Linked DNA regions of Homo sapiens: region 2 is linked to region 1. Evidence: read pairs that join two places in POLR2A ChIA-PET (ENCODE). Cell type or tissue: B cell. All regions are shown on one strand. Each heading gives the region's core, and the rest is flanking DNA. Links, peaks and the distances in the headings are about the cores only. Region 1 overlaps PRKRIP1 (PRKR interacting protein 1). Region 2 overlaps SH2B2 (SH2B adaptor protein 2).

What was found. ChIA-PET counts read pairs that join two places held together with the same protein. Peaks named below come from ENCODE experiments on the same cell type or tissue, not always from the same donor. Only the 100,000 strongest peaks of a DNase experiment are listed, where the experiment ranks them.
Region 2: POLR2A ChIA-PET joins it to region 1 with 6 read pairs; 4 of 35 experiments call an interaction of 5 or more read pairs at or near these places.

The regions. Positions count from the first base shown.
Region 1 is chr7:102,424,726-102,427,621 of GRCh38, reverse strand. PRKRIP1 (PRKR interacting protein 1) reads right to left here. Exons shown (of 6, transcript NM_024653.4): 6 at 956-2,608. The coding sequence ends at 2,511. It overlaps LOC100630923 (LOC100289561-PRKRIP1 readthrough), which reads right to left. Exons shown (of 9, transcript NR_038967.1): 9 at 940-2,608. Among named protein-coding and RNA genes, the nearest start is that of ORAI2, 7.4 kb to the left of the region's middle. RefSeq lists enhancers at 705-994, 1,475-1,984, 1,155-2,058. In B cell, for the core only: no CTCF peak of the experiment used is centred there; DNase peaks (open chromatin) are centred at 981 and 1,611; H3K4me3 peaks cover 1,853 bases; H3K27ac peaks cover 2,500 bases.
Region 2 is chr7:102,287,745-102,290,640 of GRCh38, reverse strand. All of the region lies in intron 1 of SH2B2 (SH2B adaptor protein 2), which reads right to left. Among named protein-coding and RNA genes, the nearest start is that of SH2B2, 2.3 kb to the right of the region's middle. RefSeq lists a silencer at 546-625 and enhancers at 976-1,115, 1,306-1,355, 2,026-2,115. In B cell, for the core only: CTCF peaks have their summits at 1,450 and 1,681; DNase peaks (open chromatin) are centred at 708, 1,280 and 2,200; H3K4me3 peaks cover 1,987 bases; H3K27ac peaks cover 1,862 bases.

The sequences.
Region 1 (2,896 bases), core at 105-2,604:
CCCAAGCTGGAGTGCAGTGGAGTGATCACGGCTCACTGCAGCCTTCAACTCCTCGGCTCAAGGGATCCTCCTACCTCAGCTTCCCAAGTAGCTGGGACTATAGGTGCGCACCATCACGCCCAGATAATTTTAAAATTTTTTGTAGAGATGGGGTCTCACTGTGTTGCCAAGGCTGGTCTCAAACTCCTGGGCTCAAGCGATCCTCCTGCCTCGGCCTTCCAAAGTGCTGGGATTACAGGCGTCAGCTCACCACGCCTGGCCATAAGAATTCTTGTGTGTGAGTTTGTTTGAGACGATTCTGTTACCTACACCTCTGTGTTCAGTTCCAGACTCCTTCCCACCCATGAGCAATGAGGGACATTACTTCATGATTCTCCCCTAATGGTGGTTTTTTTTGTCGGGGGGAGGGCAGGGGCTCTCAGTATCACCCAATCCTTTCTCAATGATGACATCTGTTTGTTCTTCTTTTCCTAAATAAGTGATGCCCTGAAGAAAGAATCTCTCAACTTAAGGTCCTGATGACCTAGTACTAATGGCCAGAAATGGCTACAGGACATGTCCTGCCTAAATATCATCTCCTGCACCCCGTGGGGGTGAAGCCCACCGCAACCTGGCATCCTGCTGTGTCGCCATGTGCCCACCCACCCAACACACACCTGTGGCGACTGTCTCTCTTGGCCCAGTGAGCTGGCAGAGGCAGGAAGGGACTTGCTGACAGTCCCCTGGCTTACCAGAGGCAGGGGCAGGATTCAAAGCCAGGTCATCAGGCTCCAAGCCCCAGCACCCTCCCCAGCACTGAGGCGGCCCACAAGCTCCAGGTTGCAGACTCAGGGCAGGGGCTGTGACACATGTGGGGGTGGGGAGAGGGATGGAAACCAACAGTCCAAAGATAGGAGAACTAAAACCGAAACACAAACCAGCCAGTCCCAGACAGAGAAAAACAGGTTTCAAAATGTACAGCCAGGGCATGTGCTCATTTATTAGGGCTGACTCTCCGTGTCCGCTTCCTGGGAAAGAAAATCCCTGTGACATGAACCGATGAAGGGACAGAAGCTATCACAGATGCTACAGGGCTCAGAGAGGGGCCGGGGCAATCTACACTACAGAAGTAAAAGCAACGTAAAATGTTTCTGGGTTTCCTTTCCCTTCACTCAAAACCACTATTTCCTTAGTTCTATCAAAGTACGTAAGGGGCATAAAATAGACTCAGGAACTCGGGGCTAAATCATCCAAAAATGGAGCCAAGGCTCTAACTAGAAACTGTCTCTGTCGTCCCTGTTGGCCTCAAAACCCCGAGGTAAAAGGCTGGTCTCGGCTCCTCCCAGGCCCCCTGGCTCCCAGCACAGTGCCCCGTCCTCTGTGTTCATCATCATCGTTTTTTAAGAGACAGGGTCTCGCTCTATTGCCCAGGTTGGCCTTGAATCCCTGGACTCAAGCGGTCCTCCTGCCTTGGCCTTCCGAGTAGCTGGGATTCTAGGCGCATGCCCCTGCGCCGGGCTGCCCTGCTCTCTGCAGGTGCCTTCTCTGCATGGGCCCAGTGCCTGGATGCCAGTTTGAGGCTGCGCCACATGAGGACACAGCAGTTCCGCCTCTCTTCTCCCCGCTGGCCCCAACTGCTGTGAGCCGGCGGAAAGCCCCGACAGTTGCAGTCATGCAAGGAGGAGCTCCACCCACTTGACCCAGTCCCGCCTCTCTCAGCCTGTTCTGTTTAGACCCCCTTCCACTTCGGGATGAAATCACAGCTGTTGGTGAGAGAACCCCCGTCCGGCTGGGAATCCCTCGCCTTCTGCTCTGGCTCAGCCCAGCTTGGAGTCTCCGCCTGCTCACTCTCCGGTGACCGGCTCTTCCCCCACAGCGCTTTCCACACACCCTGTGCCCTTGTGACCCAGCCCCTGGTGAAGTCCCTGGCCCGGGCCTCCTTGTGCACACACCCAGGCCTTCCCAGAACACGAGAGCACCGGGAGCTGCAGTGGGAGCAGACCCTCTATGGCGTGGTCCCCACTTCCCACTGGAGTGAGTGGGCAACATGGACCAGCCCCACAGCTGAGGCCATCTCCTCACTGAGCCTGGGACCAGGTCCACGTAATGTGTCTTCAGTCCCCGTGGGAATGGTGGCATCTCAGCCTTCTCCAGAGTGTTTGCGACTCACGGTCCACATGTCCCAACAAAACGCAAGGGTGTTCTGCTCTTTACTAAATAAACGTTCCCTTCCCAGAAACCAGCCCCAAACTCATCACTGTTCAAATATGTGGCAAGGTGAGGCTCTCTGTCCCCCTTTACCAGGAGCACGGATGGTGTCTGCAAGGCAGTGCCTCTGAGTGTCAGGGAGATGGCCCCTCAGGCTCCCAAACCTGCCAAATACAGGACTGTGAGCGGCTCGGGAGGGGTCTCCTTTGCTCTCCATCCAGCGGGTCAGCGGGTCCTTGCGGGGGAGAAAGAGCCAAACAGCCGCCTTTCCCTTCTGGTCACAGCACGAGCCAGGTTCCAGGCAGAGGCTGTGGCAAACATTGTCATCGCCCCATGGTGAAACTGGGCACTTCCTCCTCCTCCTCTGTTCCAGATGCCTCCGCAGAGCTGCTGGACCCCTGCTCCTTGGGCTGACCGGGTCCTGTAACCACACGACATTCAAATTACAGACATGCAAAATCGTTCAGGGTCAAGGGTGCTTTCAAAGAGGAGAGCTGATGGGAAGTCAAAAGTCCCTGTTCCTAGACCGCATGGCAAGAAACCAGGGTCATGCCTCACGTCCACCAGTCCTCTGAGCCATTCCCCAGGAGTAAGGGTGGCTCACAGACCTGATCTACCACTGCTCTCACGGGTGCACCCCATCTTTACCCAAAGGCCCAGAGGCACACGCAAGACCCGACACCCCATAAACCACGCACTACTTTTACAT
Region 2 (2,896 bases), core at 118-2,617, 140 kb after region 1:
CACGCAGTGGTGAGCTCCCACTGTGTGTCAGACGCCAGGTGGGAGGGTCCAGGGCTGCAGAATGGACAAGAGGGGAGGCCGGGTGCAGTGGCTCACACCTGTAATCCCAGCACTTTGGGAGGCCGAGGAGGGCGGATCACTTGAGGTCAGGAGTTTGAGACCAGTCTGGCCAACACGGTGAAACCCCATCTCTACTAAAAATACAAAAATTAGCCAGGCGTGGTGGTGCACACCTGTAACCCCAGCTACTCAGAAGGCTGAGGCATGAGAATTGCTTGAACCCCAGAGGTGGTGGAGGTTGCAGGGAGCGGAGGTTGCAGGGAGCTGAGGTTGCACGCCACTGCACTCCAGCCTGGTCGACAGAGCAAGACTCTGTCTCAAAAAAATAAAAAAAAAAAAGGGGGGTATGGAGCCAAGTTCCAGGCTGGTCCCTTTCTGAGACCTGTTTCTGGGGAACTCCGCTTCCAAGGGCAGAGTGGGAAGACTGAATCCCTGTTTCAGGAAAGGAAATGACCACCTTTAGAGGATGGGGCACTCTGAGCGGCTGGGTGGGGGGGCGGGGGAATCCACAGCTGGGCTCTGCAGGAAGTGCGGGTCAGATAAGCAGGGAGTGGGGGCCAGGACAACAAGCTAAGCCAGGGCCTGTGGGCTCAAGAGGCAGACTCAGCCTCCTTCAGGAGCACCCAGTGCTGGACAGTTCCTGGATGGGCTCTGCAGGTGGAGGACAGGCTGAGCTGGTTCCAGCTGCACTGGCCCTGGTTACTCCCACCCCACCCTGCCTTTCTGGGGTTGCAGAGCAGAGGTTCCCCCCTCCCATCTCCAGCCTTGGCCTGAGACACTCAGCCCCTTCCACTCCCCCAGTGTCATAACTCTCACATGGGCCCTGGCCCAGCCCCCTAAACCTGCAGGATACCCCCTTAGTGCCCCTCACCAACTCATCCCACCCAGCTGCCTTCTGGCTTTTCCAGGACACTCATACCAGTGCCTCCTGAGACCTCTGGTGGCACCCCTAAGATCTGAGCATCCCCGAACTCTGGAGACTACAGGTGCTAATAAAGCTTCCCTGGGCCTTTCTCTGAGCTCAACTCCCAGCCTGGCTGATCTCCAGGTACCTCAAACTCACCACATCCAAGTTCAAATACATCCTCTTCCTCCAACTCCTGCCTGTCCTCTGCACAGAGCCTCAGCACCCAGCTGGGCACTGCCTACTTCCCCTGTTCTGCCCCAATAGCAGGCAGGCCCCCAAGCCCACAGAGGCCTCGGGAACGCCCCTTGATCCTCTTCCCACCTCCACCCTTGCCCCCTGCCCCTCCACCACACCACATGGCTGTGGCCTGTCTCTTCCACCGAACCGTGAGCTCCTGGCTGGTTGTCCTCCCCACCCCCCAGGTGGGCGCTACCCTCAGATGGCCCGGAAGTATGTGGAGAATGGGGCCCAAACCCTGCTTCACCCAGAGGAACCAAAAGATGCTGCACGCCCACACAGCGATGCCCTGCCTTGCTCTGCCCAAACAGGTGTGGGCTGTGACCTCGTGTTGAGGGGTCACACCTGCTATCCCCCTAGACAGAGCATAGCCATAAAACGGCACCCAGCCAGGTGAGCAGGGAAGAGAAACCTCCCCAGGCCCCAGGGCTCTGACCAGTCCCCTGGCCTCACTTGGACAGTAAGAATGAGCGTAGCCCCGGGAAGACAGCAGCCAGGAGGCCTGAAGCCCCTAAACCCCCAATTCCTTGCAACCCAGGCTGGGTAGGCAGGGCAAGAAGTGCCAGCCTCTTGTCAGAGAGGAGTGGTTGGGAGGCCTGGCTCGTTGACTGCGGGACTTTGGGCCAGTCACTTCCCCTCCCTAAGTGTGTGGGGATAATAATAGCACTAAACCCACAGGATTGTTGTAAAGATGACACGAACGGCGATCCTGATGCCCTTAGCTTGGCACAAGTAAGTTTGAAACCAAAAGCTCAGCCCTGGGAGGCCCAGGATCACTTGGGTGGAGATCCCACTTCCAAGACCCCCAAGGGAAGCCCACCCCTGGGTATTTGTATAGAAGTCCTCCCTAGGAGATTCACGCTAAGTAGGGAAGAGGGATTTAGAAACTTCAGACAGATTTTTCACAACAAGGGTAAAAAGAAAAGCGTGTGCATTAACCCTTGATTACCTAGAAGCATTCAACCAAGCAGCATCAGAAGCCGGCCTGCCACGGGGTGGGGCTGTTCTTGTATGTTGGTAGGACAGACCTCTAAGGAAGTAGCTGGTGGGAAACTGTCTCTGAGACCCCCAAAAATGCCCTGATCCACACTAGCCTAAAAGAAGTGCCACCACCGCCACCACCAGACCTCTCCCAAAGCTCCTGGAGCTGAAAAGTTCTAGGTCACTCTCCCAACCTCTTCCTGCGTGGAGTGGGGAGGCCAGGAGGGAAGAGGTTGGGAGAGTTCAAGGTGGGACACAGTAGTGGGGGCTTCAGCTCAAGAGGCAGTCAAAACCTCTTGGGGAAACCACACCCCCTGCCCCCAGTCCTCCCAGAGGAGCTCCAGGGACCTGACTCTGGGACGCAATTCCTGCCGGGAGTTGCCGGTCCCTTAGCCAGGAGGCAGGCAGCACCATCCCATTTTACAGGGTAGGTGATGTTGGCTCGGGGGCATTGGTAGGGCTCCACCCAGGTCTGACAGCCTAGCCTGAGGCTCTCCCTTGCACTAGCTCGAAGTGCACGTAGATCCTGGCTTATTCGTGTTCAGAGTCTCGCCTGGGGCTGCCCGGTCTGCCTTGCGTGGCTCCTGAGAGGCTCCAGTCACTGCAGACTTCCCTCCCTGAAGGCCCCCACTTCGGGGCTGCAGGGGGCCAGGATGCGTCCCTGCCTCTGCCCGGCTTCAGCCCGCTGGGCTGGCGCGGTTCCGGCCCGCG